Regions from separate parts of the Homo sapiens genome. Here region 2 is linked to region 1. Evidence: chromatin loops called from intact Hi-C (ENCODE). Cell type or tissue: prostate gland. All regions are shown on one strand. Links, peaks and the distances in the headings refer to the core of each region. The heading gives the core; the rest is flanking DNA.

What was found. Peaks named below come from ENCODE experiments on the same cell type or tissue, not always from the same donor. Only the 100,000 strongest peaks of a DNase experiment are listed, where the experiment ranks them.
Region 2: it touches region 1 in a loop (8-fold over the local background); 2 of 110 quality-filtered maps call a loop at or near these places.

Annotation. Positions count from the first base shown.
Region 1 is chr17:74,751,239-74,766,186 of GRCh38, reverse strand. NHERF1 (NHERF family PDZ scaffold protein 1) reads right to left here. Exons shown (of 6, transcript NM_004252.5): 2 at 4,014-4,175; 3 at 2,667-2,820. Among named protein-coding and RNA genes, the nearest start is that of SLC9A3R1-AS1, 8.8 kb to the right of the region's middle. RefSeq lists enhancers at 2,448-3,199, 5,852-6,599, 6,600-7,346, 7,347-8,094, 8,095-8,841 and 1 more. In prostate gland, for the core only: no CTCF peak of the experiment used is centred there; DNase peaks (open chromatin) are centred at 5,226, 6,076, 7,216, 7,686 and 1 weaker place; H3K27ac peaks cover 6,544 bases.
Region 2 is chr17:74,220,498-74,235,445 of GRCh38, reverse strand. TTYH2 (tweety family member 2) reads right to left here. Exons shown (of 14, transcript NM_032646.6): 2 at 12,789-12,961; 3 at 4,447-4,558. Among named protein-coding and RNA genes, the nearest start is that of TTYH2, 14 kb to the right of the region's middle. RefSeq lists an enhancer at 10,941-11,474. In prostate gland, for the core only: no CTCF peak of the experiment used is centred there; no DNase peak of the experiment used is centred there.

The sequences.
Region 1 (14,948 bases), core at 2,643-10,642:
AAACAAACCAAAAAACCTGCTGGTCTCTATCTACTAAATTGATCTTATGAGGCACTGATGGGTCACAAGGTGTTTAAAAAATGTATTGTCTCAGATGGGGATGAAATTCGAGGATGGCTGCCTAATTCCTACCTGGGAATTCCTACCTGGGAACTCCTACGTGGGAAGCTTGTTAAAGTACAGATTCCTGGACCTTGGCAGCACAGATTCTGGTTTAGTGGGCAGGCCTAAGAATCAACATTTTCCAAACGCTTCCCAGGTGATGATGATGACACCAAAATTGGAACCACACCCCAGACTATAGTTAGTACCTGCCTCAACTGAAAGAGAAAATAGTCTGGGCTCGGTGGCTCATGACTGGGACCCCAGCACTTTGGGAGACTGTGGCAGGCGGATCACCTGAGGTCAGGAGTTCAAGACCAGCCTGGCCAACATGGCGAAACCCTATCCCTACTAAAAATACAAAAATTAGCCGGGCATGGTGGCAGGCGCCTGTAATCCCAGCTACTCAGGAGGCTGAGGCAGGAGAATTGCTTGAACCCAGGAGGTGGAGGTTGCAGTGAGCCAAGATTGTGCCATTGCACTCTAGCCTGGGTGACAGAGACTGTGTCCGGAAAAAAAAAAAAAAAGGCCAGGCGCGGTGGCTCACACTTGTAATCGCAGTACTTTGGGAGGCCGAGGTGGGCGGATCACAAGGTCAAGAGATCGAGACCATCCTGGCCAACATAGTGAAACCCCATCTCTACTAAAAATATAAAAATTTGCTGGGCGTGGTGGCGCATGGCTGTAGTCCCGGCTACTCAGGAGACTGAGGCAGAAGAATCACTTGAATCTAGGGGCAGATGTTGCTGTGAGCCGAGATCGCACCACTGCACTCCAGCCTGGGTGACAGAGCAGGACTCCATCTCAAAAAAAAGAAAAAGAAAAAGAAAAAAAGAGAAAATAATCCCAACTCCTATTTGCCAATCAGGAAATGAGGGGGGACGAGAAGGCTCAAGGGGTGTGTCCTGGGTATCCCCTCCCCCAGCCAGTGGGAAACCTGGAGGGGTCAGAGGGAGAGAAGACAGGTCTGGGGTCACCTTCACTGGGCTCACTCAGGGTAGGGGTCCCACATGGCTTCAGGGGTGGCTGTTCCATCTCCAGGGACTGGTCAGTGTAGGGCTTCTTCTGAACTCTTAGCTTAAAATTCCTGGTTATCTTTTCCCTGTCCCCAGTCCAGGACACAGCCAGAGATACCTGACTCTCATCTTCTCCTCCCTTTTGACACCCACAGCCTTCCCCGGGCAAGGACAGGCTGCTGGGACACAGGGTCACTCACTGTCCCCTCCCCATCAGCTCACAGTGGTCAGGGTGAAACCCTGGCAGCCGGAGAGGGGGGCATTCCTCCCTATGGAAAGGGTGAGGATGCCATCCTGGAGGGACTGCGGGGAGGGGACTGTCCCCAGGCCTCTCCCTCTTCAGGTCCTTTGGCCAGAGGCTGCAGCCCCTCTAGCCCGAGAGACAGGCAGAAGAGGGAGGAATGTCTGAGGGGGCCAATTACCTGCAGGGTGAAGGGGTGGGGGAAGCAGGGGACAGTATCCCAGGAGCTGAGTGGAATCCAGATTCCAGCTGTGTCTTCCTCGTATCAGATCCCTAGGAGGAAGGCTGGGGCTTCTCTGGGCCTTAGTCTCCCCCTCAGTGGAGAAGGGGATTATCTGAGTTACCTGGTTTCCATGAACTTGGGAGATAAGGGTAAGGCGGTACCCCACCTCCCATGCCCAGAGCCAGCTAGGGACTTCCAGGGGCCATCCCCTCTTCTAGGAGCCTCAGGCCTTGGATTGCGCCAGAAGGGGACAGGGCCTCCCCAGTGGGCCCTTGCAGCTGGCGATGGGAGTCGCAGGACCTTTGTGTGAATCTCCTTTTACACATACAACCTTGAGTCTCCAGGAGGCCCCACCCACTGCAAAGTCCCAAGAGGTTCCACCCTCAGTATGGCCCAGTGAGCACCCCTGCCCGCTCCAGGGAGCCATCTTCCCAGGGAGAAAGTCCAGACCAAGGAGCAGAGCATGCTTAACCCCTCCCTGCCCCGGTGCAGCAGCCCTGCCCTGTTTGGCTCGGGCCTGGGCAGGGGGAGGCGCCAGGCTTGGCAGGGTGATGGTGGGGGATGGGGAGGGCAGGGGCCCAGGGATTGAAGGGGGACCCACTACTCTCTAGAGCCAGCAAGGCTGAGTTTCCAAGACAACCTGAGAGGAGGGAGGGGGAGGCACCGGCCCCCGTCACTGGACTCTGATCTGACCAAGCAAAGGCTGGAGGCCTCCCCGGAGTTAACCCTTTCCTCACATTGACACTGCCCTGAAAGTCTGCTGGTGGGGACAGGACTGGGGGCTTGGGCCTCCTTTGGGGCTGCAGCTTTGGCCGGGAATAAGAAGATCTGTCCATCTCTCTCACCGACCTCATGCCAGCTGACCCCATCACAAGCCGTCCTCAGAAACCCACTGCCACTCCCTACACTAGGCCCCCGCTCCCCCAGCCCACACCTCTGGGCCTCCCATGAAGGAGGAGGAGGGAGCACCCATGCCGGGAAGCTGCCCACCCCTCGCCTGGGACCCAGCAGTCTTAGCCCTGGCTCACATCCCTGACTTGGGGGGCTCCAGCCCCAGGACGGCCAGTGGCCCCACCTGGCTTACCATTCAGGTGCTCCTGAGATGGGATCACTCTGCATTTCTTGAAGAACTCGTCAGTTTCCCTGTCCACCACCAGCAGCTTGGTCTCGTCCCCGCCAGCCCTGATGGCGGACACCACGTCCCCATGCTGCTTCCCCTCCATGCAGACCCCGTTCACCTGCAGGGCAGGGTCGGGGAGGCGTTACGGACACAGGCCTTGGTTCTGGGGCAGGTAAGTGGAGGGGGGTTGGGGGCAGGGGTGACCACCTTGGTTCTCAGCCAGTTTGCAGTTCACAACCTGGGGATACTGACCCCCGCCATTTCTGCAGAGTCCTGAACTAGGCTGGGGGTCCTCCCATTGACAGTCAGCTGGGGAGGCAGGATACATGGGAAGGGCCAACGAAAATATCCAGACGAGACTAAACAAACACAGCTGGGAGAGATGGGATGGGAGCGAGCTGGGAGGCCGGGGTGGGGCCCAGCCTGGGTAAGGACTTGCTGTCCGACTTCCTTCTCTGGGCCTTGGTTTTCTCACGTGTAAAATGAGAAGTCTTGGGAGAGCTGATCTCTAGCTCTAAGGTTCTAAGACTGTGATTCTGGGACCTGCCTGAGCATTTGGTTCACGTTTCCTCTCCCAGGAGCACAGCACCAGAGCCCTGAATGCACGAGTCTAAAAGCCTAACTCGGGGCCGGGTGAGGTGGCTCACGCCTGGAATCCCAGCACTTTGGGAGGCCGAGGCGGGCAGATCACTTGAGGTCAGGAGTTTGAGACCAGCCTGGCCAACATGGTGAAATCCTGTCTCTACTAAAAATGCAAACATTAGCCAGGCGTGGTGGTGGGCACCTGTAATCCCAGCTACTCAGGAGGCTGAGGCAGGAGAATCGCTTGAACCCAGGAGGCGGAGGTTGCAGTGAGCTGGGATTGTGCCACTGCACTCCCCCAGCCTGGGCAACAAAGCGAGACTCCATTTAAAAAAAAAAAAACTAAATAAATAAAGGCCTAACTCAGGAGAGGGGTTTTGTTACTGCCACCCCACTCTGTGTGCCTGGCAGCAGGGAAGCTCTGGAGATGGCCCCAGACATCTCCCTGATCGATGGGTGAATCACAGGCTGCCCACTGTATCTGCTTGGCAAGGAGGAGTCCAGGGGAGTGGAGGTAAGAGAAGAGTCCATCAGTCAGTCCATCTGTCCTTCCGTCTATCCATCCACCACCCTTCCCTCCCTCCCTCCCATCCACCCATCCATCCAGCAGCTCCAGGTTGGCTATGCCCGTGGGCTAATCAAGCCCATGATGGTATGATGGCTGCCCCAGGTGCTGCTGATCTGCAGGGGGTGGGGGCAGTCAGATAGGAAGAGAGCGAGAAGCATCACCTCCACAATGCGATCCTGGGCCCGGAGCCCTGAAGCCTCAGCCGGGGAGTCTGGGTCCACTGACCGGATGAACTGGCCTGGCTTGGACTTGTCGCTGTGCAGGTTGAAGCCATAGCCACTGGGGCCCTTCTTCATGGTACAGAGCCGAGGCCGAAGCTCGCGCTGCAGGGACAGGGGAGGGTCCATGGCTATTCCACAGTGCCCCAGGTTCTGCCTTCCCTGTCCTCTGCCTGTCCCCATCTCCCCAACCAAGGAAGGTTTGGGAGGATGCAAATTTGCCTAGATCCCTACACAGCAATTTGAGAGGGTTCTGGCCCAGGACTCAAAAGACTTGTGTGGATACCCAGCACCGCAGCTAACTGCTTAGGTGATGTGGATAAAACACTGCTCTGTCCAAGCCTCAGTTTCCTCTTCTGCCAAATGAGGGGTAGGACCAGGTTAGCTCTCACATGCCTGTCCCTTCTGACAGTCTAAGGTGAATCACATGCTGTGTTGATCGGGCCTCTATCCCTCCCCATTGGTGGCTCAGTCTGGCCCTCCTGGAGAGGGGGCAGAGTGTGGCACCCGTCAGCCTGGCTGGGGACCTGGGGCATATGACTGAGGACCCCCAGCCCCTTTGTACCCCGTTCTCTGCAGCAGGGGAGGAAGAGGCAGGTGTTTACTGAAAGCTGGTCAGTGTGTTTACAGTAAAGCCTTCCTCCATATACTCGAACTCTCTCTCACCCCCACCAAGCCGAATGGCCCAGCCAAAAGGGAGCCAGAAGGAGCAGATAACCAAAAACTTATTGTTCAGCACAGCAAGGGGACCTGGACAAGACGGGGCCATCCTCAGGCGTTCCAGGACCTCCTCCCCCGACACCGCTGCCCAAGGGCAGAGGTGGCAACGGAAGCACAGAGACCCCAGAAACAGAGGAGCCTGAATGGGGAGGGGACTGGGAAAAGCAGGGCTGGGCTAAAGGGAGCCCAGTGTGGCTGTGGCCTGGAGGGTGTGACCTACTAAAAGGGCACACGCAGATTTCGAGTGCTTGGACTCAGCTGAAAACAGTTTCCAACATGCTTGGTCCAAAGTAAGCAGCTCAGCTTAGAAGCTGCAGGCCTGGACACACAGTATGATGGAGGGAATATGGGTGTAGGCAGCCGAAGCCTGTGCCCAAGGACTACGCCTGAGTCCCTGTCCCTCTCCCCCTCCTCCAGGCCTGGTGCAGGGCCACTGGCTGCTGTCCAGCCTGCTGGCCCTGTGTTATCACTCAGCACATCAGACAATGAGCAGTGGATAGTCAAGGCTCCCAGCCAGGTTCCAGCTCCCCTGTTTAGGAGCTGTGTGACCTGGGGCAGGTCATTTATGGATCATTCTGACTGCCATCTGCCTCCCAGGGTTGCTGAGGCCCAGTGAGGTCATTGACTTAAACACTTTCTAACTGTAAAAAATCCCTGTGCACACCCAGACTTTCCCATTGTTGTGAATACTAATGAATAGTCATAGGAAGCTGGGAGTGAGATTCTGGTGGGGTGGGGGTGTGTGTGCCAGGCTGCTCTGAAACCCAAATCCCCAGCTGGGAGTGGAGAGGGCCGAGAGGGGTGGGAAGGCGCGCCCAGGAGGGCTTATGGGCCTCTGTCCCAACTTGCCAGCCCCAGGAGGCCGCCACCATCTGCAGGAGACTCAATCCCCAGCCTTTCGATCTCTGGGGGTGGCTAGAGGATGACTTTGCATTCCTTTAAAGGCTTGGGCAGGTCTTTCTTGCCTGGGTTTTCATACCCAAATCCAGGCTCGAGGACCCCTCACCCCAACAACAAAGACGGTTAAGTGAGTGGTAAAAACGTGAGTGGCTCACAAAGGCTCAGGAACCCTGAATGAAGCTCCTCTTGCCTTGTTCTCCCTGGCCCACCCCCTGCCTCACTGCAGGGCCCACTCCCAGCTAGTTCGGCTGTCACCTGCCCCAGGCTCACCCCCCGGCACTCCCACAGCCCTGTGGGATCTTGTTCCGGGAGTAAGTGAGGCTCTTCTCCCCTAGAGCTAATCCCTCCACAAAGCTCCCAGCCAGGCCCTCCCCCGGGCCGCCTAGGTGAGCAGAAACAAGTCTGACCAGTCGCCGTCACCAGGACAGGCGCAGCTTTCTGCTTCAGCCAGACACCCTGAGAAAGTGGGGAGGGTGAAATCTCAGGACAGGCAGGGGGCAGCTCTAGTGACCTCCTCCAACCTCCCTCCACCGTCCCTGCGCTCCCAAAAACCTTCCCATAACAACCTGACTGGGGCTTGTCAGCTGTTTTTGAGATGGGGAAACTGAGGCTCAGAGATGTGGAGCCCACTGCCTGACATCACACAGCCAGAACTCCAACCCTGGTCTCTGACTTGGAACCTGTCCTCCTTCCACCACACTGCAGGGTGCTCCTTAAGGATCCAAGTCCAGAATGGGGCAACCCATTGGGAGGTGAGGACCCAACAGGAGTCAGGCAGCAGAGGGCAGACAGGGGCTCTCTCCAGGGCATCGGCTGCAGCCTCTGCTGGAGGTAGGCTGGGAGCTGAAGAAACCACAACCTACCACAGCCTTCCTTCCGGGCGCTCAGGGCCTCTCGCAGCTGGAGCTGCAGCCTGAGCTGGGGGATGAAGCCTGGTGTGGGTGACAGGGCAGGGGCATGGCTGGACTGGGGGCAGGTGGCTCTGGGCGCCCCCCCCGGCTGGCAGGGCAGGGCTGTGCTAGCTGCCTTTGGGATGCCCATCCTCTGGCCCTGGTCTCTGTGCTGTGGGCTTCCCTTACTGATCTTCAGCCCAGTGCCCCTCGCCTAGTGACATATGGTGCCAAAGCTCCAGGGCCTGCTTTGAGCCTTGCTCCGCTCTGCCAGCACCAAGTCGTGCAGTTCAAGGGGAAACAGGGTACCCAGCCTGAGGGGCTCAGGTGCCCTCTGTTTCCTTCCCCTGCACTGGGACCTGCTCCACTGTTCTGTCTAGATGTGGCTCTGTGGCGGCTCCAGGACCTGAGGGGGTGGCTGGACAAGGAGATGGGAAGCCCCCGGTAGACCCCACCAGCATTTAGACAGCTCCGATGCACCTGCAGAGCCTCCTTCCCAAGTCCCTAGAGACTTCCTCCCCTCACATGGGAAGGGGGGTTCCCACTCTTCAAGGGAGACCAGCCTTGTTCCTCCTCACCCCTCCCTAGCAGGAGCCTCCCAGCTGTCTCCAGGAGGTGTCAGTGCCAGTTGCTGAGTCAGCCCATCAAGCCAGCCCATCCCAGCCTGGGTGGAGGCTGGGGCTGGCAGGGGAGTCCCTTGGGGCAGCCCCCCTGGGGATCTGTGGGGCCTGGCCTGTGGTCTCCAGGCCCAGCACTGAGAGGAGAAGATGGGGAGGTGTGGGGTACCTGGCCGAGCTCAGCCACCATTGCTCTTGGACCCTCACCGCCAAGCTGGGGCAGGGCTGGGTTCTGCCTCTGGGGAAAGGGGATAAATGGGAGTGACGTCCAGGCATGTTGGGCTTGGTGTGTGGCCCCCAGGATCTTAGGAGGAGCCAGCTACAGAGGGGTCCGAAGCATGGTGGGAGGAGGAGACTCAAAAGGAACATAGCCCCAGTGAGTTCCGGAGGGCAAAGTGGGACCTCCAGTGACGACGACAGCCTGGGAGACCCAAGTTCAAGACAAAATCAGGATCTGCTCAGAGAGGAGACTGGCAGAGAGCCAGAATCAACAGGAGGGAACATGAGGCCATGCAGCCGATGGGCAGCGCAGCTGGGCCGGGGTGACCCAGGGCTGGACAGGCTGGAGACTCTCACTTTCACAAAATGCTGGCTGGCTTTCCAGAAAAGACCCTGCCCGGAGAGCTGCCCCCACACCCTTCTCCCGGGGCCTCCTCCACCCTCAGGCTTCCTCCCTTCATCTGTCCTTTCCCCCAGGGAGCTTCACCGCGCCCTAAGTGGCCGCCCCATCACCTCCACCCACGCAGTCCAGGGAGCGGATGGCGGGCACGGAATTCAATAGGCGCCACCAGCAGTCACCTGGAAAGCTGGGGAAAGTCGATACCCTAATCCCAGTGACCGTCTCTGGGGAACAGGCCCAGGGCCGCTCCCTGCTCCTCCTTCCTCCCTTCAGGGAAGGCTGTGGGAGCCTGGGGGCCAACGCCCCATTGGGCCCAGCCCCTCCCTGGCTGATGCCATGGTGATGGGCCCTACAGAAACAGCCCAGCCCGCTTCCTTCGAGCCAGCTAGCTCAGGACCCCAGAGGAAAGGGGCTGGAGGAGTAGGAAGACCACTTGGGTGTCCAGGGGAACAACAGAGGTAACCCCACCTCTCAAGACTGCCCCTCCCCCAGCCCAGGGCTCTTGTTTATGCAAAGAAGACCAGTGCCCCATGCCCAATACAGGAAAATCAGCCCCAACAAGAGGATGGAAGGGGGCAGGACGGCGGGGGCAGGAAGGAACCCTGGCTGTTCTCAGGGGCTGGGGTGTGTGTGTCAGGAGTATGTTGGGTGTAAGAGCCATATTTGCTCTGGGAGACAGCTCAGTTTGTTCCCCAGATTCTGGAGACAGGGCTGGGCCTGGTGCCAGCTCTTCAAGGAAGCCAGGATGGAGACAGCTGGCCCTGCCTGGAGTGCTGTGTGACGGGCAGCCTGGGGGCACTGGGAAGTGACCAGGGGCTCCAGGCACTCAGCCAGTGTCCACACCTCTAGGCAGAAGGTGTCTTCTCCTTACCCTAGGTGAGGTACAGGGGGCTTGGCTGTCACTGGCCCCCTGCGTAGTGGCCCTGATGTCACCTCATTTTACTCTATGGGACCCCCTTCCACCCTCCACATCCCTCCAGGTCTGTGCGGGCGGCAGGGGAATGTTGGATGTGTCCATTTTAAAAAAAGTCACTCACTGCTCCTAGCCCTTGATCTCTTCCTTCCTATTTCTCAGTGGGAAGAGCTTTCCCTGGAGTCTGGTAGGGTGGGAACCAGGAGGGAGACACAAACTAAAGTGAGGTCTGCTGGTCTGACAGACACCCCCAGGACTCAGAGGTCTGAAACAGGTTCTCCTTCTGGCTAGTAACCTCTTCTCCCTGTGCCAGCCATGGAGACCCACGGGGGCAAGAGGGGGCAGAGTCTGGCTCAGGTCTCTGCAGGGCTGGGCAAGCCTGGGATGGAGCAGGCTGGTACCTGGGCTGCAGCCCGGCTGGACACCATCCAGGGCTGGCCGCCCCATGCCTTCCCTGCTGCATCCTTCCTCATCCCTCACCCTCCTCCCAGAAGTCTCTAGATTTAACCCCCAGGGGTTGTCCCAAGGGGCTATTAAGAACCTTCAAGGAGCTTGTGAAATTGGGGCTCAACACTGAAGTAACAAATAGCAGCTGCTATTTACTGAACACCTACTATGTGTTAGGCACCGAGCTCTTTACATGTGTTTTCTTCTTAAGAGCCAATTATAGTCCTAAAAGGAAAGTATTATTGCCAGCATTTCACAGAAAAGGAAACCCAGCTTCAAAAAGCTGGAGTCAGTTGCTCAAGTACACATGGCTGACGGGCAAAGGCAGGATTTGAGCTCAGATCCAGAGCAGCACTGTCCAGTAGATATATAATGCCAGCCATGTGTGGAATGTAAGATTTTCTAGTCATCACATTTGAAAAAGGAAAAATAGGCCGGGTGCAGTGGCTCACACTTGTAATCCCAGCATTTTGGGAGGCCAAGGCAGGTGGATCACCTGAGGTCGGGAGTTCAAGACCAGCATGGCCAACATGGTGAAACCCTGTCTCAACTAAAAATATGAAAATTAGACATATGTGGTGGTGCACACCTGTGGTCCCAGCTACTCCAGAGGCTGAGGCACGAGAACCGCTTGAACCCAGGAGGCGGAGGTTGCAGTGAGCCGAGATCACGCCACTGCACTCCAGCCTGGGTGATAGAGCAAGGCTCCGTCTCAAAAAAAAAAAAAAAAAAAAAAAGAAAGAAAGAAAGAAAAGAAAAATAGGCCAGGTGTGGTGGCTCATGCCTGTAATCCCAGCATTTTGGGAGGACGAGGCAAGTGGATCACTTGAGCACAGGAGTTTGAGACCAGCCTGGTCAACATGGTGAAACCCTATCTCTACTAAAAAAGAAAAATACAAAAATCAGCTGGGCGTGGTGGTGCACAGCTACTTGGGAGGCTGAGGCAGGAGAATCGCTTGAACCTGGGAGGTGGAGCTTGCAGTGAGCCGAGATCGCACCACTGCACTCCAGCCTGGGCAACAGAGCGAGACTCTGCCTCCAAAAAAAAAAAAAACAGGAAAAATAGTAGAATTGAATATTTTATTTAACATAATGTACCCAAAATATTATCATTTCAATGTGTAATCCATTTTTAACAATTGAGCTATTGTACATCCTTTTATTTGTACAATGGCTTCAAAATCTGGTGTGCATTTTGCACACACAGCACGTCTGCATGTGGACCAGCACATCTCGAGTGCCCGGGAGCCTCGCGAAGCTGGTGGCTGCTGCCCGGACAGCACAGACCTGTGCTGCCTGAGACTGCCCCAAACACACTCCTCTAAATACCCCTGGCCATTGCTGTTCCCCTGACCTTAGCACAGGGAGAGGCTGCAGCCTGTCTCGGAGAATTCAGAGCTCTCAGCACCCAGCAGTGAGTGGGACTTGAACCTGGCCAGCATTCTCTGTGTGTTCCCACACCACCCCGAGGTGACCTGGACCTCAGGGAATCTGTAACTCTTGTCCTTTTCTAGGGCCTAGGGACCTAAACATTGCCTAGGAGTCTGGGGACATGGTGAGTTGTCCTACCATGAGGGGAAGGCTTCGGTCAACAGTGAAGACCACCCTTGAGGGGGGCTCTCTGTGCAGGTTCTGGGGAGTGAGGGCGGGGGTAGATACTTGGTTACCAGATTCCAGATTGACCTATCACATCACGTGAGAAGGGATGGGGACAGGAGCCTGCCACTTATGGGCTGAGGCACTGCAAGGATGCCCTGCTAGGGACAGGAGCACCTGGAAGCCCTGGATCCTTACAGGAAGCCAGTTCAAGCAGCCTGAATTTATACCACTGTGATGGTCCAGCTGTGGCTCAGAATATGATGGGCAGAAACACCTGGCAGAGTCAGGCTTCAAGCACAGCCTACTCATGTGGCCAAATGGCTGTGCAGGCACTAGAGTCAGAGGGTTGGGTTCCAAGACACACCCCTGCGCTGTGTGGGAGGAGTCGCTAGCTCAGAGTCCTGGGACCCGCCATGGCCACCTTAACTGATCAAGCCTCAGCCTCCATAGGCAGAGAATGGGGCCAATATCTGCCTCACTGGTGGTCATGTGGATTAAATGAGACAGGCAAGGTTAGTACTTAGCACAGTGCTAGACACAAATAGTAGCTATCATGTATTGAACACTTACTGTCAACCTACAAAATAGAGAAAACAATAGCTAATTTGTCTGGGGGACAATGAAATGCATATTGGCTGGGTGTGGTGGCTCATGCCTATAATCCCAGCACTTTGGGAGACCGAGGCAGGTGGATTACCTGAGGTCAGGAGTTTGAAACCAGCCTGGCCAATGTGGTGAAACCCCATCTCTACTAAAAATACAAAAATTAGCAGGGTGTTGTGACAGGTGCCACCCAGCCTGGCCACCGTGGTGAAACTCCGTCTCTACTAAAAATACAAAAATTAGCAGGGTGTGGTGGCGGGTGTTTGTAATCCTAGCTACATGGAAGGCTGAGGCAGGACAATTGCTTGAACTTGAGAGACGGAGGTTGCAGTGAGCCGAGATCACACCACTGCACTCCAGCCTGGGCAACAGAGCAAGACTGTCTCAGGAAAAAAAAAAAAAAAAAAAAGAAAGAAAGAAAGAAAGAAAGAAAGAAATGCATGTCAACATCTTTATGTCATAGGTAGAGTGCCTAAAGGCACTGTACAAACCTGTTTCCTTCCAGGTAGGGCCACTCTATCTTAGAGCAACGAAAACAGAGGAACATTTGTTATTGGGGTCTAGAGCTCTGGTTTCTCCCTGTAAAGAGTCCTGCAGCACCAACAAGACCTCGGCTGAGCTTCTTCTTTCTTTTTTTTTTATTTTGGAGATGAGTCTCACTCTGCTGCTCGGGCTGGAGTGCAGTGGCGCGATCTCGGCTCACTGAAACCTCCACCTCCCAGGTTCAAGCCATTCTCCTGCCTCAGACTCCCGAGTAGCTGGGATTACAGGCACCTGCCACCACGCCTCGCTAATTTTTGTATTTTTAGTAGAGATGGGTTTTTACCATGTTGGCCAGGCTGGTCTTGAACTCCTGACCTCAACTCCTGACCTCAACTGATCCACCCGCCTCGGCCTCCCAAAGTGCTGGGATTACAGGCGTGAGCCACCGTGCCTGGCCTGAGTTTCTTATTAATTTCCCACCCCACTTTCCCAGGGACCATTGAGATGGGACATCTGGGAAAGGGGAGAAGGACCCCATCTAGACATATGGAGTTCCTTGAGAAGGAAGCCCCCATTCACCCCCCTCCCCCTGTTTTTTTGGTAGAGACGAGGTCTCACTATGTTGCCCAGGCTGGTCTCAAACTCCTGGGCTTAAGCGATCCTCCCGCCTCAGCCTCCCGAAGTGATGGGATTACAGGCACAAGTCACTGCGCCCGGCCAGGAAGCCCCCATCTATCTCCAAGAGAATCATCTCCAGAATTACTGAGTTAACAGGAGCTTGAAGGTAAGAACCAGGGGCTACACTGTTTTGCCAGCAAAGAAAGAGATCCCAACACACAAACAATCACATACCCTGTCCATTTCAAATCCAAACACCCAGCAGCTCAAGCTCTGTTCTGCCCTACCAGAGCTCCAACTTGGTTGGTGTAAAATGGCCCGCCCGCCCTGGGAAAGAGGTTGATGGCCCTCCAGCTAACTGTGCCCCACCACCCACCTTGCTCCCTGGGGTGCCTGCACTCTGACTCTGGGATCAGGGTCAGGGCTGGCAGGAAACACCCCAAACTAGCACTTTCATTTACAAACCTGTCATGCCACCAAATCTTCCCAATAACCCTGCAGGCAGTGCCTTTCACAGAGGTGGAGGCTGAGGGTTGCAGGGAAAAATGAACTCCCAGGATCCCAGAACCAGCACACGGCAGAGCTGGGATTCAAACACTGATCTGGCTGACCCCAAAGCCTGGACTTTTGGCTTTCTAGTTTTCAAATAGAAGCTGCTAGCAGGCAAGAAAGAAGAGTGGGTAGGTTCTATCTGGAATTCCAATCTCTGGGCGGGGCGGGATGAGCTGAATGAGGACAAAGGTCCCTGACTGTTGTTATATATTCATTCATTAATTCAAAAACTGTTTTTGAGAGCCTCCCTACCATGTGCCAAGGACAGCGCTGGGGATAGAAACACAAATAGGCCACAGTTGATGCCCTTGGGCTTACCACGTAGTGGAGAAAAAGGTCACAAACAGATGATTAAAATATTGTGTGTTTAGAGCGATAAAAGATGTAAGGACAAAGAGGAGGCGGAGGCCGAGGCTGGCAGATCACCTCAGCCCAGGAGTTCAAGACCAGCCTGGGCAACACGGTGAAACTCCATCTCTACAAAGAATTTAAAAATTAGCTGGGAATAGTGGTGCATGCCTGTAGTCCCAGCTACTAGGGAGAATGAGGTGGGAGGATCGATTGAGCCCTGGAGGTCGAGGCTGCAGCGAGGCGAGGTTGCGACACCACTCCAGCCTGGGTGGAATCTGTCTCAAAAAAAACAAAAACAAAAACAAAAACAAAAAAAGTGAAGGAAAGGAAATGCTAACTCTGCCTACTGGATTAAGGACAGGCTCCCTGGGAGGGGACAGAAGTGTCAGGGTGTGAAGGCTTAGAGGCTAGAGGGGAATTCGGACCCTGGGTGTGGTTTTGGGGGTAGGGAGGCAGTGGTGAGAACAGGCTGCCAGATGGAGAAGGGCCATGGAACAGCATATAACTCTTAAAAAAAAAAAAGAAAAAATTTAATAGAGACAGGGTCTTGTCATGTTGCCTAGGCTGGTCTCAAACTCCTGGGCTCAGGCGATCCTCCCACTTTGGCCTCCCAAAGTGCTGGGATTACAGGTGTGAGCCACCACACCTGGCCACAACGTATCATTCTTAACCCACAGTGACCATCGATCAGGCACTGACTGTGTGCCAGGCTTGGCCACAGTGGCATTTGCCCAACTAGGCAGGCTGACCCAGCGCTAGCTGCCCCATGATAGGTGTGCAATGATCACTATGAAATATGTATTCATTCCAATACCAACTGCAAAGGCTGGCTGAGCCTGGACTCAGTGCCAGGCACTGAGCTACGTGCTTTACACACAGCCTCATGCAATTCCGAGGTAGCTGCCATAACCCCCAACTTACACAAGAGGAAATGGAGGCTTACAGAGGTGAGGTAACTTGGCTTCGCACAGCCTGGCTAGTACAGCTGAGCTGGCTCGGCTCTGCCCGGCCGGCACTCTGAACCCAGACTCAAGGGTTTAGGCCTCATCCTGTGACTGGTGGTGAATGGGGGGAGGAGGGCTTTAAGCAGGGGAACAGCAGGGCGGGTCTTGCTGCTCCTCTCTCCCCACGGGGCAGGCGGGGAAGGCCATCCACAAAGCAAAGCCGGTGGGCAGAGCTGGAGAGCCACTTCCACCTCCTTAGGCCTAGACTCCCCAGCGGGGATGGCCAGTGTTACAGGCACCCCTCAGCCTCTGCCCTGAGTGGTTCTGGACACAGCTGGTCTTCCCAGCCAGAGGCCACCCAGCCAACCACTCTCTGCGCCACACTTTTCCACTGATATCATCACTTAGTAAGTGGAGGGCTAATGAAGACAAGGGAACAGCCCCACCTTGCACACAAATTCAGACTAAAACGAATTGGCAAACCTCCATTTGATGCTTTATGTAGGAAACGGGTGTGTTTTAGAAAAACGAACTCTTACAATGTCTGTTAACATTTTTTCTAATAACCACATGGGTGTCTGTATGCTCAACACACAGGATTGAGAGGAGAGGATTTTCTGCT
Region 2 (14,948 bases), core at 3,752-11,751, 530 kb after region 1:
CAGCGAGCGGAGAAAGGGCTTTGTTGTTCTGAAACTGTCACACTAAACCAAGAAGCACAACGGGCCGGGAGTGGGGCAGTGTGCACTAATCCACACTCGGCAGCCTTCAGCTCCCACGGGTCTGGGAGATAAAAACGACACAGAAGAAGAGGCAGAAACTTCCCACAGTGAGATCAGCAAGGCCGATTAGATTCCACTCTCGGAGGCCAACGGTGTTCTCTGTGTTATGGGGACTTCACATCAGCTGTGTGGCCTTTTACATCTGCGCTACGCTGGGAGTTCCTAGTTCCAGAAAAGAGAATGGCTCTCTTTGTTTCATTTTGTTTTATTTTTTCAGTGTCAGCGGCTTGTTCCGTTTTCTGGCTTATGCTTGGTTCTTACGAGTTGGTTAAGGACTAAGAGATACCAGAGTACGGAGACACTCTACCATGTGCAGATTCGACAGCCCGAAGCACAGGGGAAAAGACCCCAAACCATGTAAAAGTACATTCAGTAACTAAATGTCATGCTAGTACACTTGGCTGTTCAATTTAATAAGATAAATGTACAACCACTTTGGAAACATTTATACAAATGGCACTATCATCAAAGAATAGTGCCATTCTGAACAAACCCAGTAATAGGTGACATTTCTATATTTCTATATTTCTATAAATCAAACAAACTTCAGAGTAAAGGGCTGTTAAAAAATTATCTGTAAACTTTTTCTGTGAGGCCACTTGTTTTCTCCCTCACAGTTCTACTCTCTCACAGTTAACTTCTCTATTTCTTAAACTCCTCCTTAGGGGGAAAAAAAAAGAAGGCAGTATTTGTATTTGTCATGCCTTCTCTTTCTTCCTGATATTTTCCCACAGGAAACAAAACTAAAAAATTGTTTTTTTGAGATGGGGTCTCGCTATGCTGCCCAGGCTGTTCTTGAACTCCTAGGCTCAAAAGATCCTAAAATTTTAAAAAATAAGAATGACAGCAGTGACCTACTTACAACTCCCCACTTCTCTATACCATCCCCAATTCCTTAAAGTTTCAGGACATAATACTCCCCGCAGGGACAGGTGGGATGACCCAGAGATGGAATCAGGCTCTCTCTCACGGAAAGCTCTGAGAACAGGAGGGACAGGTCAGTTTTCCAGGCTGGGCAGACTTAGGGACGAGCTACAGGTGGCGGAGACCACGGTCTAGAGGAAAGAGCAGTTCTCAAGTGTGGTCCCGGGACTAGGGGCGTAAGATGCACCCCCTGGGAACTCACTCACAAAAGCAAAAGCTCTCAGCCCTGCCCCAGGACCGCTGAAGCGGAACCTCTGGGGGCAGGGCCCTGCAATCAGTGTTTACCAACCCTTCCAGGTGATTCTGATGCAAGCTCAAGTATGAAAACTTCTGGGAGGGAGGACTCTCCAGCGCTCAGTGAGCTTATCTGGAAGTGTGGATGGGCCAGGTCAGTGGAGGTAAGGGGCTAAGACCAGGAGGCCTGGGTTCTGGTTTCTGCTCTGAAACATACACATTTTCAACCTCGGGTCAGCAATGCAACCTCCCTGTGCCTCAGTTTCTACATCTGAGGGCTGCCCATCAGCCTGCTGCAGACTCACATGAGAGAGCCTGGAGGGGCCGTGCTGGCTACCAGGTACAGGAAGTTTTGGTATCCCAAAACGACTCCTCTCTACTCCCCTAGACTGGGGCGTGCAGCCCTCCCAGGACCGCCTGATCCCTGAACCACCGCCCCTACCCACCAAGGCACAGGTGTCCCTCTAGTTGGACGTGCATAGGTATGGGGCTTCCAGTCCAGGAAAGGAGGACTTGGAGCAGGGCCCACCCCACTCTGTGGGTGCATCCCTAGAGGGCTTCTTGTTGGCCACTCAGCTGCATGATCTGGCCTCTGGCAAGGCCCAGATCCAGGTCCTGCCTGACCTGTCGACGAGTCCCCCATCTGCCTCTGCCGCCCACAGCGTCCTGGATCCCAGCCTCCCGCTGACCCCAAGGTGATTACAGTAATTAATAGCACTCATAATCACAGTCATACAGCTGAGTGTACTTTACAGTCTACCAGCACTTTCACTGACATTATCTCACTAGTCATTTATCTGATATCCGGACTTCTCCCCTTGGATCTGGGAAGTCTTCTAAGATCTGCTGCCTCCCCTGGAGCCCTGAGGACTGGTGTGCTGGGTGTCCACTCTGAGGCCCAAACCAGCCTCACAGGTCCTAGTAAGGACCCAGTGCCACCTTTCCACCTGGAGGCAAGGCAGCAGCTACACCTGGGCCCTAGGGGTTCACGCCAGAGGGGGAGGTGACCACCCACAGGCTGGAGGCAGCTATGGGCTGGCTGGACCAGTGTGAAGCCCTGGGACTCCTGACCTCACTTCTCGGTAACAACGGAGAGGACGAGGGGCTGATCTCCAGGGATACAGAACCCTTCTCTTTGGGAACACAGGGGATTTCAGAGAGTGGGGCCTGCTGTGAAATGTCCAAACCTGGCCCTGGAGCAGGGATTTCAGAGAGTGGAACCTGCTGTGAAATGTCCAAACCTGGCCCTGGAGCACCATCAGGCCATGGGGTGGGAGGCCCCAGCCTGGGGGCCCGTTCCAGCTCCCCTCCCTGGCAGCTCTCGTCCTGTGGGATAGGGACTTCTAGGACTTGATGTTTTCCCATAAGGGAGTTCTGGGAGTTTCTCTAAACCCGTGAAGGTCATGGCCCTGGTGCCTTCCTGGGCAGGGCAGGGGATTTTCCTCTCGGGGCTAGGTTCCTCCTCCAGTGATCCTGGTGCTGGTGGGTGAAGAGGAGGCAGGCAGCAGGATGGCAGGGAGGGGCAGAGAGAGCCTAGAGGGCAGTGACCATGGGGCCCTTCCCCACCAGGGCCTGGGGCAAGGGTGGGTGCCCAGAGGGAGAGTTCTCCCCAGGCAGGCCACACCTCTGCCTCCCAGGCCTGAGCTGGCTGTCCCTCAGCTCCTCCAACCCAGCCGCCCCAGCTCACCGCGCAAGGCTGTTCCAGACTAGCATCTCCGCACTGGGACTCAGCGCTCAGCTAAGGGGATGGGTCCCAGTGGACACGGGCGGTGGAATGAACTCTGCAAAGGACCAGGGCCCCTGGTTTTGTAGCCACCCTCAGCCCCTTTCTGGAGGCCAGGGCCTCCTCCCACAATTGACTTGGGCACGGAGGAGCAGCACAGCTGTCTCTTTAAGGTGACACCCCCGACCCCCCTTGTTGACTGAGGGATTAAAGCCTTAGAGGAGCTTAAGGGAGCAGGAGGGGGGCAAATGGGGTCCAATCCTCTTCTGGAGGATGCCGGGGCAATGGCCAAATTCTCCTGTTGGGGCTGGATTTTGTGGCAGAGGCTGCTCGGATAAGCAGCTGAAAAGGTCTGGTGCTTAGAGTGAGAATGACGTGTGTGGGGGCCAAGGTCAAACTGTGGGAAAACTCCAATTCCAGGCAGCTGGGGTAGAAAAGGCAGAGGCAGTTTTCAGGGAACCAAGTCCTCAGATGTCCACCCTTGTCGTGCTCCTCCCTGGGCCAGGTCCCCAGCAGAGGGGTGGCAGCCCCAGCAAAAGGCTCGTGTGTATCAGGCAGCGTCTGCCACAAAATCCAGCCCTGGCTTGGCAGAGTAGCCTTCCCCTTCCCCTAAGAGTCTGACACCTCCTCTGGCCAGGCCAGAGCATCCTTCACTGTGAGCCCCCACCTGGAGTCACTGCCTGGAAGCCAGAGCTCCGAGGAGCTGGGGCAGGTCTCCACTACCTTACATCACGGGGCTCTTCAATTTTTTTTTTTTCTTTAATTTTTGAGATGGAGTCTCATTCTGTTGCCCAGGCTGGAGTGTGGTGGCGTGATCTTGGCTCACTGCAACCTCCGCTTCCCAGGCTCAAGTGATCTCCCTGCCTCAGCCTCCCAAGTAGCTGGAACCACACCACAACTGGCTAATTTTTGTATTTTTGGTACAGACAGGGTTTTGCCATGTTGCCCAGGCTGGTCTCAAACTCCTGAGCTCCACATGCCTTGGCCTCCCTCAAAGTGCTGGGAAGACAGGAGTGAGCCACCACGCCCAGCCCTCAGTTGTCTCTGAAGAGAGTTTTTTCCTCTTGGCATCTCCTGGACCTTGCAATACTCCATATGCAGCACTTAAAATGAAAACAAAAAATGCAGTGGGGCTGATTTTCCATGTTCAAGGTCTCCTTTGACAAATCAGAAAGTGTTCGGCTTGTTGGAAAATGGGGTTTGATCCCACAGCTGCCTCCTTTAGTCCTCACCCCCATCCCTGCCACCCCTGCAGGCTTGGAACGCACAATTGCCCATTTGCCCCAGCAGAGGCAACTGCAGCGCAGGCGGGGGTCCAGCCCTCAGGCGTCACACAGCCCCTCCGTGTGCAGCTGAGCTAGCTGGGATCTGACGGGGGCCCTTGCTCTGACCACGCTGACCTTGTGGGCTGTGCCTGTACCCGGCCAGCTGCCCGGGAGCCTTACCAGAGCATCGATCCCAGAGAAGGTGTGGTTGGCATCGTCCAAGGAGTACATCAGCTGGTACGCCCCATCGTTGGTCTCGCTGTTTCCATAGAAACCAACGCCCACCGCAGCACTATAAGCAAGATCCCAAACAGAGGTTAGAGGTGATACACAGAGGAGAATGTTTGCTTATATTAAAAAATAAGCTTAGGGTTGGGTGCGGTGGCTCATGCCTGTAATCCCAGCTACTCAGGAGGTTGAGTTGAGGCATAGAATTGCTTGAACCCAGGAGGTGGAGGTTGCAGTGAGCCAAGATCATGGCACTGCACTCCCTCCTGGGTGACAGAGCTAGACTCTGTCTCCAAAAAAAAAAAAAAGCTTGTTTTTAGAGCAGTTTTAGGTTCACAGCAAAATTAAGTGGACAGTAGAGAGTTCCCATATATCTGCTGCCCCACACACGCACAGCCTCTTACTCCACCCTAAAACCCTGCACCAGAGTGGTACATCCATTACAACTGATGAGCCCAGATGCACACATCATCACCCAGAGCCCACAGCTTCCACTAGGGTTCATTCTCAGCGTTGCACATTCTATAGGTTTGGACATATGGATAATGACATGTGTTGGCTGGGTGTGGTGGCTCACGCCTGTGATCCCAACACTTTGGGAGGCTGAGGCGGATAGGTCGCTTGAGCCCAGGAGTTGGAGACCAGCCTGCGCAACGTAGTGAGACCCTATCTCTGCAAAAATTAAAAAAAAAAATGAAAAAATGACGTGTCCACCATTACCATATCATACAGGGTAGTTTCACTGCCCTAAAATTCCTCTGTGCTCTGCCCATTAAGTACCCCCTCCCCTCTAACCCCTTTATTTTTATTTTTATTTTTTTGAGACAGAGTTTCGCTCTGTTGCCCAGGCTGGAGTGCAATGGCGCTATCTCAGCTCACTGTAACCCCCGACTCCTGGGTTTAAGTGATTCTCCTGCCTCAGCCTCCTGAGTAGCTGAGATTACAGGTGTCCGCCACCACGCCTGGCTAATTTTTGTATTATTAGTAGAAAGGAGGTTTCACCATGTTGGCCAGGCTGGTCTTGAACTCCTGACCTCAGGTGATCCACCTGCCTTGGCCTCCCAAAGTGCTGGGATTACAGGCGTGAGCCACTGCACCTGGCCTTAACCCTTGACCTTTTCACTTTCTCCTTAGTTTTGCCTTTTTCAGAATGTCATAGAGTTGAAACGATACAGTGTGGAGCATTTTCGGACTGGCTTCTTTCGCTTAGTAATATGGATTTAAGATTCTTCCATGACTTATTCCAGCTTGAAAACTCATTTTTTTCAGTGCTGAATAATATTTCATTGTCTGGATGGACCACAGCTTATCCATTCACCTGTTAAAGACATCTTCGTTGCTTCCAAGTTCTGGCAATTCTGAATACAGCTGCTGTGAACATCTATGGAGAGCAGGTTTTTGACTTGAGCTGAGGAACTCTTTCCTGGGGGCTGCGGTGAGTAGGTGGATGACATCTCACATTCTGGCAGGTGGGGCTGGGGGTGGGGAGGTGAAGGTTCAGGGTCCCTGGCAGGCTGGTTCTACAGGACATTTTATTTGGGCAATAGGAAAATACTGTCCTCTAGTCCTAAGACTCCAAAAGTTGGGAGACTGTAGCCAGCCCAAGGGATGCTGATGCAGTAGATCTGGGGAGGGCCTAGGTTACCTGCACTTTTACCAGCCCCCAGGGGATTCTGACACAGGTGGGCCTGGGAATCGCTGAGGTCTACTGAGATCACATACTCATTGCCAACCTTGGGTCTCTCTTGACACCTCCAGGAATTGTGGACTCTCTCGACATCCTCCACCCTTTCCCCCAACATCCTCAGGCCACCCATGTCACAGTCTGTTCTTCCACTGTGAACTCCCAACTTATAGAATGTTCCTTCTTCTACTGAGCTGACACCTGCCTCCTTAAACCACTCACCCCCTGGATCTTCATTTGTCTTCTAGGGCAGCCTGGAAGAAGTTTCCAGTTCTGCACCGTGCCCCATCAGACAGCTGAACCTGGCTTCCTCATAACCCTCTCACCTCATGCTCTCCAAGTGGGCAGGTGTCCTTCTTGGGACTAAGGTTTCAGACCCTTGCCCATGCCATCACTGTCCTCCAAATGAAAGTCTAATTGGTTAATGTCACTCTTAAATGTGGCCTGAGTGAGTCACTCAAGTCCAGGTTGTTCATCAGCTCTGAGCGCAGCAGGGGTCATGCCTTAGGTCCTCCACTTCCCAGGGCACTGACCTGAACTTGCACCCGCCCTGGTTCCCCCCGCCCCCCACTGATCTTGTGGTCTACAAACAGCCCCTGAATTTCTTCCCAAGAATTGCTGTTAAGCCCAGTCTCTCCTCCTTCCTATAGTGCTGTATTGATTTTTGTGTTGTTTTAACCAAAAGCAGAACTTTAAATCTATCCCTGTGAAATCTCATCTAGTTGGTTTTAGTCCAACATTCCAGCATGAACAAATCATTTCAAATCTTGACTCTTGTCATCCATCATATTCCATCTGACCTGCACCACTTGAGACCATCTGAAGATTGATTAAGCAGCCTCCTGAGTTTTCATCCAAAATGCTCATTTGGGTTGGGGTGGGGGGAGATGAATGTACACGTCCACACTTATATTTGTTCTGTTGTTCTTTAAACAACACAGGATCTAGGACGGAACCCCCTGGAGGACTGTGATAGAAACCTCCTACCAGGCGCAGTGGCTCATGCCTGTAATCCTAGCACTTTGGGAGGCTGAGGCAGGCAGATCATCTGAGGTCAGGAGTTCAAGACCAGCCTGGCCAACATGGCGAAACCCCATCTCTACTAAAAATGCAAAAATTAGCTGGGCGTGGTGGCGCATGCCTGTAATCCCAGCTACTCGGGAGACTGAGGCAGGAGAATCGCTAGAACCCAGGAGGAGGAGGTTGCAGGGAGCAACGATTGCACCATTTCACTCCAGCCTGGGAGACAGAGCAAGACTCTATCTCAAAAAAAAAAAAAAAAAAGAAAGAAAAGAAAAGAAACCTCCTTCCAGGGCGCCCTCAACTCCTAATTTAGTGTTTTTCAGGATGTGGTCCTCAGACCACGGGAACAGAATCACCTGGGGAGCCTGTTAAGTGCAGATAAGCAGCCCGGCCCATTCCATCAGTGTGGTCTGGGAATGTGCCTTTTAAAATGAGGTTCCTGTATCATCCAAGATGGGGGGGCAGGAGACATTAAAAAAAAAACAAAAAAAAAAACAAGGTTCCTGCATGCTTTACGTATCTCTGTCTCTCTCTTACACACACCCCCTCTACAGTTTAGAAATCCACTGCATAAGTCAATATTCATTGGGTTCAACCAGAGTTGTGTAACTAGCTTTGAACCCAGTTAAATGCACCATCATAGAAAATGCAACTGTATCCACACAGAGGGGAGGAGCTTCACCAAGTGCTCAGCTGAGATATTTATACATTAAATGAATTGTCTTCCCGTGACCCTCCAATTTGTAACTTTATTTAAAAGAAAATGAACCAATTGTATTGTGCTCTGAGAAGCCCTTTTGTCGACTCCTTGTGTTCATCCTTTTCTAGCTCTCTGAGTCACGATTTAGTGTTTTCCAGGGATTCAATATGAAGCCAGCATTTTCCCATCCTTCTATTCTCTCGGGCCCTGTGGGTTTATCAGCGATGGGCCAGGAGGGGCTGTGAAATTACACCTCATCTTTGGGGATCAGAAATCGCCTTGGGGCTCAAGCCTGTAATCCCAGCACTTTGGGAGGCTGAGGCAGGCAGATCACCTGAGGTCAAGAGTTTGAGACCAGCCTGGCCAACATGGCAAAACCCCATCTCTACTAAAAATAAAAAAATTAGCGGGGCATGGTGGCGAGTGCCTGTAATCCCAGCTACTCAGGAGGCTGAGGCAGGAGAATCTCTTGAACCTGGGAGGCAGAGGTTGCAGTGAGCTGAGATCGTGCCACTGCACTCCAGCCTGGGCGACAGAGTGAGACTCTGTCAAAAAGGAAAGGAAAGGAAAAAGGAAAGGAAAGGAAGAGAAAAGAAAGGAAAGAAAGAAAAATCGCCTTGGCTGTTTAATGAGGTTCTCCTGGTCTCTCCTGGGGTCATTGATCCCACCTGGGCCATAGGAAAAACTGTTCTGCTTGAGGGAGAATAAGCGAGTTGGTGGTGTTGCTTTCCCCCTGGTGTGTTCACACTACTCTTTCCCAAATATAAAATCACTACCCTTCCCCCATAATAGAGGAGAACAAAGAGGTATATCCTCCTATCCCTTTTGCTTTTTCAGGAACCCCTTGTTGGTCTTTTCTTCTGCGGATTCAATCCCCCGCTTTCAGGTGGAATCACATCAGCAGAGCTCATGTGTCCTCCCACCTCAGTGCCCCAACCTTTACCTCCATCCCTTCTCCTGCTGCTGTCCCGACTCTCCTTCCTGCCCCTCCCATAACTCACACCAATCTGGCTGTTCCTGTGTCCCAGTGGACGCAGCTCCAAGGAAGGCGACCAATGACCTCCCACTTAACCCAAGGGTTTTTCCCAACCCCCCTCCCACGTGCAGTGGTCAGCTTGGTTCCTCTTCCTGGAACACGCTGCCCAGTGACTCCTGTGCCCTTGTGGCATTCCCAGCCCTTCCTTGTGGGACACTCTTTCCTGGTCTCCTTCACAGGCACCTTTTGCGTCCTAGCTGTTAAACACTGTGCTTCCTCCAGGCTTGGCCCCAGCCCCCTTCTCTTCTCACTCTGTGCTTCCTATGGCAGGTCACCCATGTGTGTGACTTCCACACTGGCCACCCTCATGACCCTGGCTTTATAACTCCAACTGCACTTGGATGGTTCAAAGGCACCTTAAACTCAATCTGTGTACAACCAAACTGACTGTCTGCTTCTCTTCCCGGTTCCCTGCCAATGTCCCTTGCCTTGGAGGATAGCACTGCCACCCCATCCGGGGGCTTAAGCCAGAAACCTGCAGATGAACTTCAGCAGCTCCTCCCCAAACCTCCCTAGCTGACTCTTCCTCTGGGCACTCCCCTCTGGTCACTGCCCACGCCCAGGTGTAAGCCCGCTGCTCTCCAGCTGGGCCTCCCTGATGGCCTGATTTTACTCTTGCCCGCATCTATGCGACCCTCTGCCTGGACCTGTCCCTCCTCTGTCCCCTGCCCTGTTCTCCATTACAGGGGTTGATCCCTCACACGGAATGTCTCGGGCTCCCCTGCCAGCTGGCTTCTGCCGATGGAGGTGCTGGTAGGAGACTGGAGGTGGTGGTAAGGCAGCCAGGGCCCTGCTCCCCTCGTTCTGCAGCCGCTGATAGGCAGGCTGTGTGGCTCCAGCTTCCCTGGTGACATAGCCTCTCCCTGTGTCCCTCTGGCCTGCAGGTGGTGGTGGCTCCTGCTATTGCTAATCCCAAGGTCGCTCACTGCCCTCATTAGGCCTCTGAGCTCTTCGGTCACCCGGTGGCCACTTCTTCACATTCAAGTCCCACTGTTCCGAATACTCCCGCCGGCCTGGGTTACATTCAACTTGAGTTATCGGGTCACGCTACCTCTTTGCAGAGCCCCTGCAGTGGCTCCCCTGGCTCTTAGAATAAAGACCCCGACCCCTCACAAAGCCTATGAGTTGCTTCATGGTTTGAATCCCATCTGCCCCCTGTGTCTTCTGACCCCGTGACACTTTCCCCATCCCACTGCCACTCATTGCTCACCCCGACCCTCGACAGTGCCCCCAACCCCCTCATCTGCTCCCTCTGCTCTGGCCACATTGGCTTCCTTTAGCCCCATGCTCGCTCCTGCCTCTGGGCCTTTGCACGTTCCTCTTCCCTCTGCCTGGAGGTGTCTCCGCCTCCCCTGCCCCCACCTTTGCCAAGTTAACGCCTTCTCATCCTATGGGTTTGGGTGCCCATGTCACCCAGGAACGCCTGGACTCAGGTGGGCCATCCACTTCTATGCCTGCTCCTTTCCTTCAGAGCTCTCTCCTTAGTTTTTTGGTTGTTTTTTTTTTTTTTGAGACGGAGTCTGACTCTGTAGCCCAGGCTAGAATGCAATGGCGCAATCTCGGCTCACTGCAACCCCTGCCTCCCGGGTTCAAATGATACTCCTGCCTCAGCCTCCCAAGTAGCTGAGGTTACAGGCACTCGCCACCACGCCCAGCTAATTTTGTATTTTTAGTAGAGACAGGGTTTCACCATGTTGGTCAGGCTGGTGTCGAACTCCTGACCTCAAGTGATCCACCCACCTTGGCCTCCCAAAGTGCTGGGATTATAGGCGTGAGCCACCACGCCCAGCCCTCTCTCTTTAGTTGCAATGATTCAAAGCAAACTGGTACACAGTTCTCAGCCTCTGCTGACAGATCATGAAAGCAGACTTGGTGCCTGTTTTCTTACTGCTGGTGCCCTCTTGCCTGGTACAAGTCACGCCCAGAATGTTGTGGGATGGATTCTGCCACGCACATTCCTTCCACCTTGAGTTTTCCCTACACTGCAGATAATTCTTCCATATTAGAAGAATTGACTCCTCATGCCATTCTTACTGTTCCAAAGTATTCTTCCAAAACAAGTTTGTCGTGTGGGTATCTGTGTGTGTGCATGTATGTGTGTATCTGTGTGTGTGTGTGTGTGTAAGAGACAGGGTCTCACATCACCCAGGCTAGAGTGCGATGGAGCGATCATGGCTCACTGTAGCCTCTGCCTCCTGGGCTCATCATCCTCCTGCCTCAGTCAGGACTACAAGCATGCACTACCATGCCTGGCTCATTTTTGTAGAGGTGAGGTCTCACTACATTGCCCAAGGTGATCTCGAACTCCTGAGCTCAGGCGATCCACCCGCCTTGGCCTCCCAAAGTGCTGGGATTACAGGCATGAGTCACCGCGCCCGGCCATGCAGGAGGATTTTTAACACCAGTCACTTCTCAAAGCTCTTCCACTGTACTGGGAACCGCACTCGACTGTGACCTCCCGGCCTGTCCAGAACTCTGTCCTCTGAGTCTCTTATTTCAGCCCCGGCCATGTATTGCAGCAGCCTTGGTCCCCTTCCTTGTGCTCAGAGCTTTGTCCGCCCCACAAGGCTGCTTTAGCGTCTCGCCTGCGTTTTGGCTTAGGTGAGCCTCCCACTACAGGCAGGACGAGATCAAGAACATCTTCCAACAGAGAAGAAACTCGCAGTGGCAAGGTGAGCTGCCTGGGTATGAGAGCCCAGGCATCCTCACCCCCAGGCTGACCAGGACCTGCCTGGCTGCCAGCCTGCTGCCAGGTAGTGGGAGACTCTACTCTCTGGGGTGACCACACCCCAGAAGCGTCTCTGCGTGGACACTAGAGGCTTTTGGAAAAATCATTATAGATTTAAAAACAAGAAAAACGCAACAACTCCTGAAAACAGCCAGCATGCATGTGGACGCCAGCTGGGGTGGAGTGGCCAGGCAGTGTGGTGGGCTGGGTATGGACTCCTGCACGGGAGTTATAAATCCTCACTTTAAGGCCCAGCATGGTGGCTCATGCCTGTAATCCCAGTGCTTTGGGAAGCTGAGGGGGGAGCAATGTCTGAGGCCAGAAGTTGAAGACCAGCCTGAGCAACATAGTCTCAGCCCAGGTGTAGTGCCTCACGCCTGTAATCCCAGCACTTTTGGAGGCTGAGGCAGGTGGATCACTTGAGCTCAGCAGTTTGAGATCAGCCTGGGGAACTTGATGAAAGCCTGTCTCTTCCCCGCCCACCCCCCGCCCCCCAAAAAAAAAGCCAGGCAGGCATGGTGGTGTGCACCTGTAGTCCCAGCCACTTGGGAGGCTGAGGTGGGAGGATTGCTTAAGCCTAGGAGTTTGTGGCTGCAGTGAGCTGTGATCGCACCACTGCACTCTAGCCTGGGTAACAGAGTGAGACCCCATCTTTAAAATAAATAAATAAAAGAAATTCTCCCTTCCTCATCCAAACCAAAGAACTGGCTAACGGCACTAAAAGCTATTGATCTCACAAGAAGATGGAATTGATTTGTGCTGGAGTCAAACTTTCTTCTGACCTCACAGACCCAGGGCAGCAGCTGGCAGGGGCCAGGGACAGAGACTGGAGATGCCCAGTGTCGGTGCAGAAATGCTGCCTGCACAGCTGCTGGGCACAGGACAAACCCACATTGGGGCAGGGTTTGTGGGGGGCCACTTGGGAGACCTTTCTGGAGACCCCATCACCACCCCAGGCATCTGATTCCTGATGCTTGGTAAAAAAAAAAAAAGGGACAACATTCATCTGGGGACAAGCTTTTCCATCAAGGTAGCTGGAGCTCCGTCAGAACATGGTCAAACAGTCCCTGGCCCCTTGCAGACTGAGTCACACACCCCAAGCCCAGCGTCCAGGGACACTCACCAGCAGATGAGCCCGGCCACCACGGCCGTCCAGGTGATGCAGCAGGAGTGGTGCTGCTTGGTCTGCACCGCATCGTCCCGCCGGCAGTGGCATGCACAGACCAGGTAAGCCACAAGGAAGATGAGGTTCAGGCCCAGGCAGACGGCGGCCACCAGCCCCAGGAACAGCAGCGACTGGAAGAGAGCAGAGGCCTGTTGTCACTCTTCATCCCTGCAGTGCGGGGCTCTGGAAGTGCCCTGCCCTTGGGCCCTGAGTGCCCCACTGCCTGAGCTGCATCTCTCGTCCATCCTTCCAAGCTCCACCTAGGGTTCAAGCTCCTACTCTGTAAACAGAGGGCCCGGCGCTGAGGCACTTGGGTGGGAGTGATGGAGCTTACAGGGCATGAGGCCAAGTGGTGGGCCTCGTGGTCAGTGAGGGAGGGGTGCCAGAGCTGGTCTCCGGTTTCTGGTTCAGACCCTGGATGAAGATACGGACCAGGCCCTGCTGATGAAGAGTCCGAGCCACTCAGGAGACAAGGCAGGAATCCCCAGCTAGCAGGGAGGGCTGTGGGTGGTGAGCTCCATGGCCAAGGGAAAAAGGCAAGGAGAGGGATACCGTCCAAGACCAGAGTACCCAGAGGCCTCGGGCGCTGAGTGCCACTGAGGCAGGGCCTGGAAGGACAGCCCTGTGTATCTGTTGCCTCTTCCATGCAAGGACCCCGCTGTCCCAGGCTGGGCATCATCCTCTACCAGAATGTGAAGAGCTTGTTCTAGGTGTTGGGGTCCATCCTGAGAATCGAGAAGCCAGCTCCATGCTTGGGGGATGTGTGAGGGGGCGGGATAGTCAGGATATGCAACTTCTGGAGTCCCTTCCACTGCACCCCACCAGGGACAGCTGAACCTCCAGTGCCAGAGGCAGCAGCAAAGCCAGAATTCTGAGGGGGCCGGAGGGGCCTGAGGCCTGCCTAGCACCTCGGGGCCCTGCAATGGGAGCCAGTCTGTCAGGAGGCCTGGTGCCACTCTCTGCTCATTCATCTCTTGATTTTGCCAGATAGGCACCAGATGGCACCGGGATTGGCGGCCGCCAGCCAGGGCTGGACCTGGCTCTAAGTCAGGCTCCTGAGCTGACAGCCGCCCCTGCTTCCCATGCACCCCCAATAGGGGTTCCCAGTCCCGAATCCCTAGTGCTCTGGGGGTGCTGCTGGGGAAAGCCTGTTTCAGGGAGTCCTATGCAGGGGGTGGCAATCAGCAGGAAGGGGGTACTCCAGGACCCTGCGGTCTAAGGGGGAGACGAGACTTGTGCAGGGACAGGCACACACAGAGATAGACCTGACAAACCAAGGCCGGGCTCTGCAGTCTGGGGCTTTGGGGCCATTTTCCAGGGGGACAGACACCTGCTGGAGGCCACGCTGCCAGCCCTGTGAGATGCGGGCAGGTCTTCGGGCCTCTGACATGGACTGCTCTGCTGGTCACTCTTGGCTGACAGACTTCTCAGCTGAAGTGATGGGGGCAGCCCAGAAAAAGGCAGGAGAGATGGCTCACTTGGGAGGGGAACAGATGGATTTGACTTTGGAAAATGTGGCTTTCCGCCAGGTGTGGTGGCTCACGCCTATATCCCAGCACTTTGGGAGGCCAAGGTGAGAGGATTGCTCGAGCCCAGGAGTTCAGGACCAGTCTGGGCAATACAGGGAGACCCTGTCTCTACAAAAAAATAAAAAATAAAAAATTAGCTGGGCATGGTGGCATCTGCCTGTAGTCTCAGCTACTCAGGAGGCTGAGGTGGGAAGATCGCTTGAGACTGGGAGGTTGAGGCTGCAGTGAACCATGATTGCACCACTGCACTCCGGCCTGGGTGACAGAGGGAGATCCCTTCTAGAAAAAAAAAAAAAGTGGCAGCTGGGAAGCCAGGGCCCAGTAGATCTGGGCACCTCCCTCTCCCAAAGACCTCACAGTGTGGCAGGGGGCTGGGGCTGGGGCTCTCCCCACCTGGACCACTCATTAGCATGGCCTGTCCCCGGGACTGACCCCAGCAAGCCCAGGGATAGAAAGAGATGGTGGAAAGTCACTGCCCCTCTTCTGGTCCTCAGTCCATGCCCCTTCACCAGAGGGCCCTGCAGCCCAGGCCCAGGCAGAGGAGGCCAAGACAGCTGGGAGTTGAGAGCCTCTTTCCTTGAAGTAAAGT